Linked DNA regions of Homo sapiens: regions 2 and 3 are each linked to region 1. Evidence: chromatin contacts called from ENCODE Hi-C or POLR2A ChIA-PET data. All regions are on one chromosome and are shown on one strand. Each heading gives the region's core, a stretch centred on a gene start or an enhancer-like site at or near the end of the contact. The rest is flanking DNA. Distances are from core to core; before and after follow the strand shown. Region 1 holds the start of DUSP1 (dual specificity phosphatase 1). Region 2 overlaps CPEB4 (cytoplasmic polyadenylation element binding protein 4). Region 3 has its middle 30 kb from the start of LINC01485.

Region 1 (3,740 bases), core at 1,241-3,740:
CTCTCAAGGAGCATGGAGTCCCAATGGGATGTGAAGAGCCTCACCTCCCGTGGCCTTTCAGCAGCTGGGAGAGGTCGTAATGGGGCTCTGAAGGTAGCTCAGCGCACTGTTCGTGGAGTGGACAGGGATGGAGACGGGGAAGTTGAACACGGTGGTGGTGGAGGTGCCTCGGTCGAGCACAGCCATGGCGGGGCTCCCAGCCTCTGCCGAACAGTGCGGAGCCAGCACCTGGGACTCAAACTGCAGCAGCTGGCCCATGAAGCTGAAGTTGGGAGAGATGATGCTTCGCCTCTGCTTCACAAACTCAAAGGCCTCGTCCAGCTTGACTCGATTAGTCCTCATAAGGTAAGCAAGGCAGATGGTGGCTGACCGGGAAATGCCTGCCTGGCAGTGGACAAACACCCTTCCTCCAGCATTCTTGATGGAGTCTGGAAAACCAAAGGAGCGGCTGGTTACTTGAGAGTTCAGGAGAACCACCCCAAGCCCAGGTACAGTGTATCTGAGAAAGGTCATGTGTGTCTTGTCTAGAAATGGTCAACATCACCACATGCCATCACATGGATACTGTTCATGGAGGCAACGTGGGCACTGTGCAAAGGATGGCACAGGATTTAAACTCAGACTGGGGATTTCCACTTAGCAGATAGATCTCAGACCAGTCAATTCAACTTTGTGAGCCCCACTTTGCAAATCTGTAAAGTGGGACATCGAATCAAATTCATATTTTACAGGAATGTTGCCCACACCAGACTGATACTGAATGTGTGGAAGAAGGCTCAGAAAACTTCAAGCTCTTGCCACAGAGGTTGGGCTTAGTGGCTAAAATGAGAAGAGAAAGGCAGAAAAGCCCCAGGCATCCATTCCATTTACCTATGAAGTCAATGGCCTCGTTGAACCAGGAGCTGATGTCTGCCTTGTGGTTGTCCTCCACAGGGATGCTCTTGTACTGGTAGTGACCCTCAAAATGGTTGGGACAATTGGCTGAGACGTTGATCAAGGCAGTGATGCCCAAGGCATCCAGCATGTCCTTGCGGGAAGCGTGATACGCACTGCCCAGGTACAGAAAGGGCAGGATTTCCACCGGGCCACCCTGAAATCCAGAAATATCCAACATTCATCAAGCTTGCTCAAAGCCAAGGCCAGTGCCCATACCCACAAAAACTTTCTGCTGGAAAAGTCAATTTCAGATACCGAGTGAACTCAGTTCTGTTGCTGGAGGATAAATAAATAGGGAACTAAGCCCATTTGCCTGGGCAGGACCAGCAAGTTCATTTCCGTAGAGCCTACAATTGGAGACTCGGCTCCGTCAGACCACTTAACTGTGGAATAAATCATATCCCTGTGTCCCCTCCGTTATAAATAATGCTGCAGGTCACTTTCTATATTCTCCCTGGCACTACTCTTCCATGCCTTTGCCAGTTCTTACTTCTTCCCTGTGGCAGGGACACCTACTAACCTGATCGTAGAGTGGGGTACTGCAGGAACTGCACCCAGATTCCGCGCTGTCAGGGACGCTAGTACTCAGGGGAAGGCTGAGCCCCATGGGGGTCGACTGTTTGCTGCACAGCTCCGGGCAGGAAGCCGAAAACGCTTCGTATCCTCCTGGGAATACAAAGACATTTTTTTTCCCCATTAGTGACACCGGGACACGGCACCTTCATACAACTCCCCCACCCACCAAGGGCTGGAAGTTTACATCGGAAAGGCCCAGGCAAGTCTTTGTTTCCAGAGCCAAACAAAGCCAATGACAAGTTCCAGAGATAAATGTACTCCAGCGCCCACGCGCTGCAGGTGGGGCGATCCCCCGGGAGCCGAGAGCCAGGGGTACCGGGCAAAACCTCAGGGGTGTGCGGCCCGCCCCGAGCTTCCCCGAGGGCGTACCTTTGAGGAAGAAGACTTGCGCGGCGCGCGCCTCGCGGCAGAGCGCGCCGGCCGCCAGGGCCAGGGTGCCGTCGCGCTTGGCGCCGTCCAGGGCGGCGCTGCGCTCGTCCAGCAACACCACGGCGTGGTAGGCGCCGGCCAGCAGGCGGCCGCGGAGCTCGGCGTTGGGCACGATGTGCTCCAGGCCCATGGCGCCCTTGGCCCGGCGCCGCACGATGGTGCTGAAGCGCACGTTGACAGAGCCGGCGATGTGGCCGGCGTTGAAAGCGAAGAAGGAGCGGCAGTCCAGCAGCAGGCATTGCGCCGCTCGCTCCCCCAGCAGCGCCCGCAGGCCTCCAGCGTCCAGGGTGCCCACTTCCATGACCATGGCCGGCCTCAGCGCCCCCAGCGTGATCGGCCCTGCGGTGCTCTTTGTCTGTTCTCGGGGCCAAGGGCAGGGCGGCGCTTTTCGAGGAAAAGCTAGACCCCCGGGTCTCTCTGCGCCGAACCAAAAGCCGCTTTTGGACTGAGAGAGGAGCGTCACGCGGGGCTCCGGGCTCCTCGGCTTCTTCGCGGTTCCCCCGACTGCCCCTCCGACCCGCGTCGCACACACAGCCCAAATGTCCTTCGCAGCGAGCCTGGCCCGGGGAGCGCGTTTATATGCGGCCTCTGGGGGACGGGGCGGGCCAGACCCGCGCGCAGGGGGAGGGGGGGTGTTTGTTTGAATGGTGATCACGTGACGGGGCGGTGACGTCACCCGCCCTGCCAGGCCAGGCGCCGCCGAGCCAGAGGGGGAGACGTCATCAGCCTCGGAGCTGGGTCCGCTCGCCGCGCGCTGGCTCGCGGCCCGGCCCCCGCCCTGCTGTCCGGCCTGCTCTTGGCGCGTCCCCAGGGACCGGACCCGCGCCGCGCTCCAGGCCCAGCGGGGAGGAGGAGGGCTCGCTGCCAGCTGAGGCTGACCTCCGGGATGCGAGCGGCCGGGAGAACGGGCGACGTGCCACCTGCCTTGGCCTCGCCGCTCCTCCCTCTCTCCCTCCCCGAGTCCCCTTCCCCGTGCCCCTCGGCCGCCGACCTGAACCGAAAGGGGCTTCCTGTGCTTTTGCATACTCTTGTGCCCCTTTTCCTCATTTCCTCATCACTAACAGGCGGGGAAACTGAGGTTCCCCAGGCGAAGCGACTGACTTGCCCAGAACCACACTACTGGGGTGGGGGCAGCAAATAGGCGCCTAAGATGAAGTTTAGAGAAAAATGAACAACTCTGCCGATAGAAAAGTCGTCCCTACCAAGACCGACTCGAGCGAGTTGGGGCGGAGAGGTTCAGGGCAATGCTTTCCTGTTTCCCAGACTTTTCTTTAAGGTGGCTTTAAAATATCTACATTTGCCATGAAAGTGTGAGCAAGCAAACTCCCACCGGGAAATAATGCTATTCCTAGTCTTGTGGCCCCCGGAAGACTTGGAGCCAAGGGAGGCAGGTCAGGGGGCTGAAATCCCGGTGAGGGGTCGCAAGGCCCCGCAGTGGATTCCAGGGTTTGGCGTTTGGAGGGGTGAGGGGCGACCCGCAGCGCGACTCGACGGCGCCCCCCAGGGGCCGCCCGACACGTTTCTGTCACCTTGGCTCCAGACTGAGCTTCTCCATCCCTTTCTTTATTATACAAATAGGCAGTATACACAGTGAGCGCCCACTAAGCGCTGGGCTGGGGGCCTCCAACCCGGAACAGAAGCCGGCCACAACCCTCGCTCCCTGTCGTCGCGGCCGTTATAGGCCGAAAGCAAAATCCAATCCCGGGCCATTGTGGGCGGATTGCCAGGACCTGGATCGCAACACTTGGGAAGACCCCCGCCCCGCCCAGCGATCTCCGTGCCCTGAGTCCCAGTGACGG
Region 2 (3,740 bases), core at 653-3,152, 1.1 Mb after region 1:
GTTGAGTATTTTAAATTCAATATATGAAAACAATATAATATTCAATTTGCTTCATTTCACTAGAAAGCCAAAATGAGACAGCAAAATTATTGAGAGAACAAAGGCAATCTACAGACTGTCAAAACATTATAGTTGTTCTTCAGATATGAAATTATGACTTAGATATCATATTATTCCTTTGAATAGTGTGAAAATGGAGTCTTTTTCTCTTCATATTGTTGTAGAATATATGTTGCTTTCAGATTTTTGAAAGAAAGGCTCAACATATCCACCACAATTCCTCTGAGTTTCAGGCATTTCAAGTACTTAATTTGAATGTAAGCAATAATGATTGCATTCAGAAATGCAAGTTGTTTAAAGTGCCAGTCTTTTACATATCCCCATGGTGCCCAGGAAACCTATTGCATATGTAGAGGAAGTAGTGGAAGCATGTTATACATCACTGCCTCACGTGTTTCATGCATCGCTTTATTTTAAGAGCTATGGATCTACTCCAAAAATGCTATGTATTTAATTCCTGACTGCCAAAGGTGTTGTGACCTTGCATTTTAAAACACTTTCATATTTTTTCTTGCTTTATCTACGTGTTAAATTTAGAGACCCTTCCCTGACTATTTTTCATTGCTGTAAATTTGTTTGAAACAAATGCTTAAATGAGTGGGCAAGTGATGATTCCATCTGTGCTTCTTTTCTTTGTTGCTAAGCAAAAGAATTTATAATAACCTTTCTAGAAGAAAATCATGAAACTCAAGTTGAAAGTTTAGTACACAAAGCTTGTTTCATCAGTTTTATAAAAGTTTTTTTTATATCATTGTAAGAGAGTGGCTGTGGGGATTATTTAAATTCTGTATCTTTACAGTTGGGATAGAATTTAGTGCTACTTAAAAATATGTAATAAATAATAGGAAACCTTAACTTTTCTTTCGATACACCATTTTACTAATATTCCTATATTCCAAATTGCAGTCACTTAGTTGACTTAGAGAACACATGTTGTATACTGGTAGAGAGGCATTAGAACAAGTATTTTATACAGATACTGACTCTGTGCAGGCTGAAATAGCTCTGGAAACCTGCTATGAGAGTTGCTAAATTTTGTCACTTATTTATTTCATATGTTATAAATTTGAAGTAATTTGGGAATAAATAATTTTTTTTCAAAATGAAAGGAAGTCCTACTAAAATAGGTTCTGTTGCTTTAATATTAGAATGATTTATTTCAGGTAGGAATGGTGGGGAGAGTATATAATTTCTTACAGTATTTAACCTTTTTCTATTTAAATTGGTTTGCCTGTGGCAAAATAAGAACAGATTACTGGTACCCTAACCTCCAACCTTTTTAAAGGATTAGATGGACATTTTCCTTTAAGGGACATTTAATGGGGCAGATTCAAAGTACCATAAAGAAGAAGTGGATAGGCTGGGCGTGGTGGCTCACGCCTGTAATCCCAGGGCTTTGGGAGGCCAAGGTGGGTGGATCACCAGGAGTTCAAGACCAGCCTGGCCAACATGGTGAAACCCGTCTCTACTAAAAATGTAAAAATTAGCAGGGCGCGGTAGCGGGCGCCTGTAATCCCAGCTACTTGGGAGGCTGAGGCAGGAGAACCGCTTGAACCTGGCAGGCGGAGGTTGCAGTGAGCCAAGATCAAGCCATTGCACTCCAGCCTGGGCGACAAGACTGAAACTCCATCTCAAAGAAATAAAAAAGAAGAAGAAATGGATAACGCAAACCAGTTAATTTTACTCGGATTTATAATCAAATTTCTCCTTCCAAGTAAATTATTAGTGTGTGGTATCAAATGTGTCTGGCGAATTGAGGGATCTTTAAATATCATTAAGTCTTTAAGACTCAGAGTCGGCCGGCAGCTGCCTGCGTGTCTGGCTGAAGCCTTCCTGAACTAGGCTGGCTCTTTCTTGCTCGGTTTGGATGATACCAAGTAATTCAAAGTAGCGTAACAGGGGAGTGACTTAAGTCTCCTAAGAATTAGAAAGTTGCCTTAATTCTCAAAGCCTCATAAGTAATGGAGGACGTTAAATAGCAAAGAGTATAATTTAAACTGGGCTACAATTAAATGTGTGTGTGGCTATGTAGGAATGAAGCGTGTTTCTTCTCCTCCTGTACTCTCCCTCTCTTGACTGCGGAAATGGAACATCCTAAACAGTCTTTCTCTTGCCTTGGCTTAGCTGTGCTGTAGGATGGGACCTGGGCTTCTGTGTTGAGGTAACTTCTATTGTGAGGAAGAAGAGGGCGAAATTGTGTGGCATGATTTTTTTGTATGAAAAGTGAAGGGCCTATTCTTAATTTTGAACAACTGCCTGCTTTCTGATTTACTTTTGATCCGGATTTGTTGGATTCCTCACTGTACTGTGTAGGTTGAGCTTACAAAGGTGTGGATTTTGAGCAGTGCGATTACCCCCTTTCAGATTTGGGGTTGCTGTTGTTTTTGTCTTTGGGTTTTTATAAGGCGGGGAGGGTAAGGGGAAATGCCTAGGAAAGAAAATCATGTGATGTATGTGAATGCCGACATCGTCATAGGATCGGACTGAAGCCTTTCTCCCTCTAGCCTCTGAATGGAAACCAACTCAGTTCAAACTAAATGCATCTTGTGCATGGGCCAGATCCTCATCTGCCCCGTTTACTTACATAACACATACTAGTCAATCGAAAATAGTGATCCTCTGCCCTCTACCTGCCACACATTCGTGATTGAATATTTAACCCTTGTTTTTATTTGGTCTGAAAATCAAATAAGCAGTTGCCACAAAGGGGGAATTTGTCTTATGTCATCCATGATGTGGGTCCGTAATTACTTAAGCAGCCCCTTTATCTTAATCCTGAACATTGAACACAAGGAATCCTATTTTGAGGCCATGAAAATCGGTTATCGTTTTATTCTTTGTTACCTGAGTGAGAGGTGAGGGTAACGGTGGGCGAGTAGATGGGGGAAGTATTATAATAGTAAACTTTTAATGTTATTAGAAGGTTAAACATACATTTAAAAGATTTTTTTAATACATAATTTTTTCTTTTCAGTTGTAGTAAAGTTCCCTTATAATATGGTTATTATGACTTAATATTGTTTGACATACATTCAGGGCAGGGATTTAACTATGTGTGGTAGATAAAAACTTAGAGATAAATAAGAAAACAAGCAACAATCAGGTAACAAATTAACAAGTACTTTTCTTTAATGTTTTGCTTTGTCATATTAAGTTTTGTGTACAATTTAAGCTTATGTTTTACCATCTGGACAGGCAAAAATAGTAATCTCCACTCAGAAATGAAATCAGAATGACAATTAAGTAGTAAGATTTTCAGACTTTGTCCACAGTTTGTCAATGATAAATATTAGGGACCTTCCTACTGTAAAAAAGAGAAGGGGCCCCACAATATTTATGGGGATACATGTCATTCATGTGCCACATCTAAATTAATAGAGTGTATTGTGCACCTTTAATAGTGTCACTTGGTTTTTCTGTTTTCCTTCTATAATAAAATTCTATAGAGGTGACTCTTGCTGTCTCATTTCCTGGCAGCTACAAAAACAGCCCAAATATCTGCTTAATAAAAAAGCCCTTTGTTGTCTATGAAGGTCTTAAGGCTTTCCTTGATCTTGTTATATAATCCATGACGATGTTATTTGCTGACTTTGGGGGAGGGGAAGAAATGCCACCTGATTCATAGTTGTCATAAAAATATCCAAGATTCTCTGCATTTAGTTTAGCAACAGGAACGAGGG
Region 3 (3,740 bases), core at 855-3,354, 1.1 Mb after region 1:
AAATGTGGGCTCTGGCAACATACAGCCTGGATCCAAATCCCAGTTTTTCCACTTAGTAGCTGAGTGATATTGGGCAGATCACGTGGCCTTTCTTAATCTCCCTCCTTTATCTCTAAGAACAATCTCTACGATTGTTCTGAGAATTAGATGAGGAAACACCTACAAAACAATTATTATCGCGGCCAGCACATGGCAAAAGCATTGTTTGCTAGCATGGCAAAAAGAAGACAACCATAGTGGAGATGGTGATTGTAGTACACACTCTTAGTCTCCTACAGATTGTCCATTCTCCCCTTTTTCTTGCTCACAGAACCATGCCCAGCTGCAGTGATAAATCACTATGAGTCTGAGCCAATTGTGACAAATATTCTTCCAGCATCCCTTAAGGCCACATGACACAGTTTTGACCAATAGGACTTAAGAGGAAGCCTATTGTGGGGGCTTTGGGAAAGCTTTGCTTACGTGGTGTCTTAGTTCATTTTCTCTTGCTATAACAGAATACCACATACTGAGTAAATTATAAAGAAAAGAAATGTATGTAGCTCACAGTTCTGGAGGATGGGAAGTCCAAGAGCATGGCATGGGCCCTGGGGAGGGCCTTGTTCTGAGTCAAAATGTGGCAGGAGGCATCACATGGAGAGAGGGCAAGAGACTGCGTGTATGTTCAGGTCTCTCTTCCTCTTCTTATAAAGCCACCAGTCCCATCATGGGGGCCCCACCCTAATGACCTTATCTAGTCCTAGTTTCCTCCCAAAAGCCCCGTCTCTAATCAACATATGAATTTAGGGATTAAGTTTCCAGCACATGAAATTTGGAAGACACATTCAAACTATAGCACCCAGCAAAAATAAAAGAAAGAAAGAAAACCTGTCTATAACAACACTTTCCCCACAGCTTCATCCTGCCTTGAACACAGATGTGATGTCTGGTTCTATGAGGGCATCTTGTGATTCTGAGAGACAAGCATGAGGGGAGAGGCCAAGGGAATCAGAGTTACTGGCCCCGGCATTAACAAGCTGCTGAACCAAGGCTATCGTCTGTTCATTCTGGACTTTTTGTTATAAATAAGAATAAACTACTGGGCCTTGTTTTTAGTTACTTGCATCCAAAGGCATTTCTAACAGATATAATGTTTATCTATCTCCAAGGAGCAGAGAAGTCCCAGTGGACTTCCAGGTTGCATGTATATTCTGACCTACAAAACTGTCATATAGAATCACTTCCAGTTTCCCAAAGTGTCACAACATCCATACCCCTAAAAAGTGGGTCCAGGAAAATCATTCCACTTTGCACCATTAGAACTCAGCTGACAAATAAAGTGAGGCCAAGTTATTATCTAAAGCAATAAAATAAAATTTCTGCTTCCAGAGCAATCAATGAGGAAGAAATGGTTACATGAGAAAGGGGAGGGGTTGAGTCATAACCAATACTATCCCGAAAAATCCAAGCACATGTGTTTCCCACTAAGAAATTACCACTATGACTGCCAAATTTCCAATTATTCAATTGACCCCAATTCATCTTAATCCGGACTGTTCTTGGTTTGTTTTGCCTTCCCAAGACCCAAATTAACTATTCTATAAGCTTCTTATGAGTAACGACCAAGTCCTAGTTATCTTTGCAGCTCCAGTGCCTAATATGGGACCTGGCACAGATTAGGAGCTCAATCCAGAATAAATGAATGAACGAATGAGAGATTAGGACAGAATATTTCCAAGCCAAAGACTTCAAGCCATCAGTTGGGCTGAAGTAGAAAAAGAAGCTGCATAGCCAAACAGTTGCAACCATGGGTGCTCCAGTAAAGATAACTCAATTCAAATCCTGTGTCTGCACTGTCATACACCAGCTGTGGGGTCTGTTCGAACCACTGGCCTCCACACCTCAGTTTCCCTTCTGTAACATGGGGCAAGTTATGGCACCCTCATCAGACTGGCTATGAGGGTCATAGTCATTTAGTAAGTGTTCACAGAAAGCACTCAGTGAAAGGCAGGTGGTGGTGGTGTTATTATCACAGTATTTCTATTCTGTGTAGACAGCATCAGGATCACAGGGAGGGCTCGTCAAACACAGAGCTCTGGGCCCCACCCCCAGAGTTTCTGATTCAGTAGGTCTAGGGTGGGGCCTGAGAATTTGCATTTCTAACAGGAACCAGGTGATGCTGCTGTTACTATTCTGGGAACTGCACTTTGAAAACCACTGGCCTAACTTATTGCTGTGAGGTCACAGGCAGGCTGTGCTCGACAGAAGGCAGAAAAGGAGAGTAAAGAGAAGGAAGAAAGGTAACACACACACACACACACACACACACACACACACACACACAAACTCAGAATTTCCAGCACAGAGCTTCCCGGCCTGTGCTACCATGGCTAGATACATGTGCGCCCAGAAATGGATCCCTCATCCCTCAGCAGACGCCTGAAGGTAGTTGTACATGCTGTGCACAAAACGAGGGCATCCAGCTTCAGCTTCAAGAGTAGTGGGACTGAAATCCCCAGACAGGATGCCTTTTCCTAATATGCATAAAGCCTCTGAATGTCCAGCCCTTAAGGGGGGTTTCTTTTGGAACAGTGAAGAAAGTGGGGCGATGGGAACTTGGGGCATCTGGCCTGTTGCCTCTGGCCCCTAACAGGCTCGACTATTTACCCTGGGACACCATACAAGTATGGTCATTTCCTAGATGTACTCTGACCTAAAAAATTTGGTGAATTGCACAGTCCAGTACTGCAGCCACTAGGAACATGCAGCTACTCCAATTTGAGATGGCCCATAAGTTTAAGATATATGCCAGATTGCTAAAATTTAGAACAAAAACAAGAAACTCACTCCTAATTTGTTTTCTGTTGATTACATGTTGAAATGTCAATATTTTACATATATTTAATATGCTACTAAAGGGATTTTACCAGTTTCTTTTTACTTTTTTTTTTTTTTTTGAGATGGAGTCTTGCTCTGTTGCTCAGGCTGGAGTGCAATAGTGTGATCTCGGCTCACTGCAACCTCCGCCTCCCGGGTTCAAGCAATCCTCTTGCCTCATCCTCCTGAGTAGCTGAGATTACAGGCGCGTGCCACCATGCCCAGATAATTTTTGTATTTTTAGTAGAGATGAGGTTTCACCATGTTGGTCAGGCTGGTCTCGAACTCCTGACCTCGTGATCCGCCTGCCGCAGCCTCCCAAAGTGCTAGGATTACAGGTGCGCCTGGCCTCTTTTTACTTTTTTAATGTAGCTGCTAGAAAATGTAAAATTACATACGTGACTTGCATTATATGTATGGACGATGCCACCCTAGGAAGCTGACATTTTCCAGAAATCATCAGTGGCCTGATCTGTCAGCAGGTGTGTGTGTGTGGGTGTGTATGTGTGTGGGGGTGTGGGTGAGCCATTGAGGGGAGGCAGCACAGACCCAACAGTAGACATGCTACTTGGACTTGACACTGTAGAAGACAGAGAATGAGTCAGGCATTATGAGAAGCAGATTGGCCCGATTACATTGTTTAAATAACACCTCAAAGCAGAGTTGGGGAGGGACTAGACGTTCTCACGAAAAACAAAGCCACAAGAAGCTTTGTGGTGGAACAGAAAGAGGACAGTCACTAGGCTCAGGCTAGCCTAGTGGCTAAGAGTGTGGGCTCTGGAGTTTGAATCTTAGCCTTCCCACTAACTAGCTGTGTGAGCTCCAGTAAGTTACATAACAACTCTGTTTGTCTGTACAGTAAGGATCTATATCATTGGGTTGCT

Evidence for each region. Hi-C counts contacts between places; a loop is a spot of excess contacts on that map. ChIA-PET counts read pairs that join two places held with the same protein, here RNA polymerase II (POLR2A). Pooled maps may share reads with other maps.
Region 2: a loop to region 1 is called in a map of naive thymus-derived CD4-positive, alpha-beta T cell, with 3 times the contacts of the local background. The contact joins the enhancer-like site here to the promoter of DUSP1 in region 1. A Hi-C loop is called at or near these places in 1 of 168 maps with a recorded cell type or tissue (naive thymus-derived CD4-positive, alpha-beta T cell) and 7 of 50 pooled maps. POLR2A ChIA-PET finds 5 or more read pairs at or near these places in 1 of 52 experiments (AG04450).
Region 3: a pooled map shows a loop between it and region 1 (6-fold over the local background). The contact joins the enhancer-like site here to the promoter of DUSP1 in region 1. A Hi-C loop is called at or near these places in 1 of 37 single-sample maps with no recorded cell type and 4 of 50 pooled maps. POLR2A ChIA-PET finds 5 or more read pairs at or near these places in 1 of 52 experiments (GM12878).

What each region holds. Positions count from the first base shown.
Region 1 is chr5:172,768,705-172,772,444 of GRCh38, forward strand. It overlaps DUSP1 (dual specificity phosphatase 1), which reads right to left and starts at 2,491. Exons shown (of 4, transcript NM_004417.4): 1 at 1,882-2,491; 2 at 1,457-1,602; 3 at 871-1,090; 4 at 1-428. The coding sequence starts at 2,248. The coding sequence ends at 58. LOC105377730 (a long non-coding RNA gene) reads left to right here and starts at 3,507. Exons shown (of 3, transcript NR_188285.1): 1 at 3,507-3,740. RefSeq lists silencers at 1,839-1,948, 2,489-2,938 and enhancers at 1,978-2,739, 2,049-2,318, 2,740-3,501, 2,966-3,740, 3,502-3,740 and 1 more.
Region 2 is chr5:173,916,034-173,919,773 of GRCh38, forward strand. All of the region lies in intron 2 of CPEB4 (cytoplasmic polyadenylation element binding protein 4), which reads left to right. Among named protein-coding and RNA genes, the nearest start is that of CPEB4, 30 kb to the left of the region's middle. RefSeq lists an enhancer at 1,970-2,229. Within about 2 kb of position 1,903, at least 39 of the 41 ENCODE cell types and tissues checked have a DNase peak (open chromatin) inside an H3K27ac peak, as active enhancers do.
Region 3 is chr5:173,819,152-173,822,891 of GRCh38, forward strand. No RefSeq gene overlaps it. Among named protein-coding and RNA genes, the nearest start is that of LINC01485, 30 kb to the left of the region's middle. RefSeq lists a cis regulatory region at 3,271-3,673. Within about 2 kb of position 2,105, at least 6 of the 41 ENCODE cell types and tissues checked have a DNase peak (open chromatin) inside an H3K27ac peak, as active enhancers do; they include GM12878, where a contact is called at or near this core.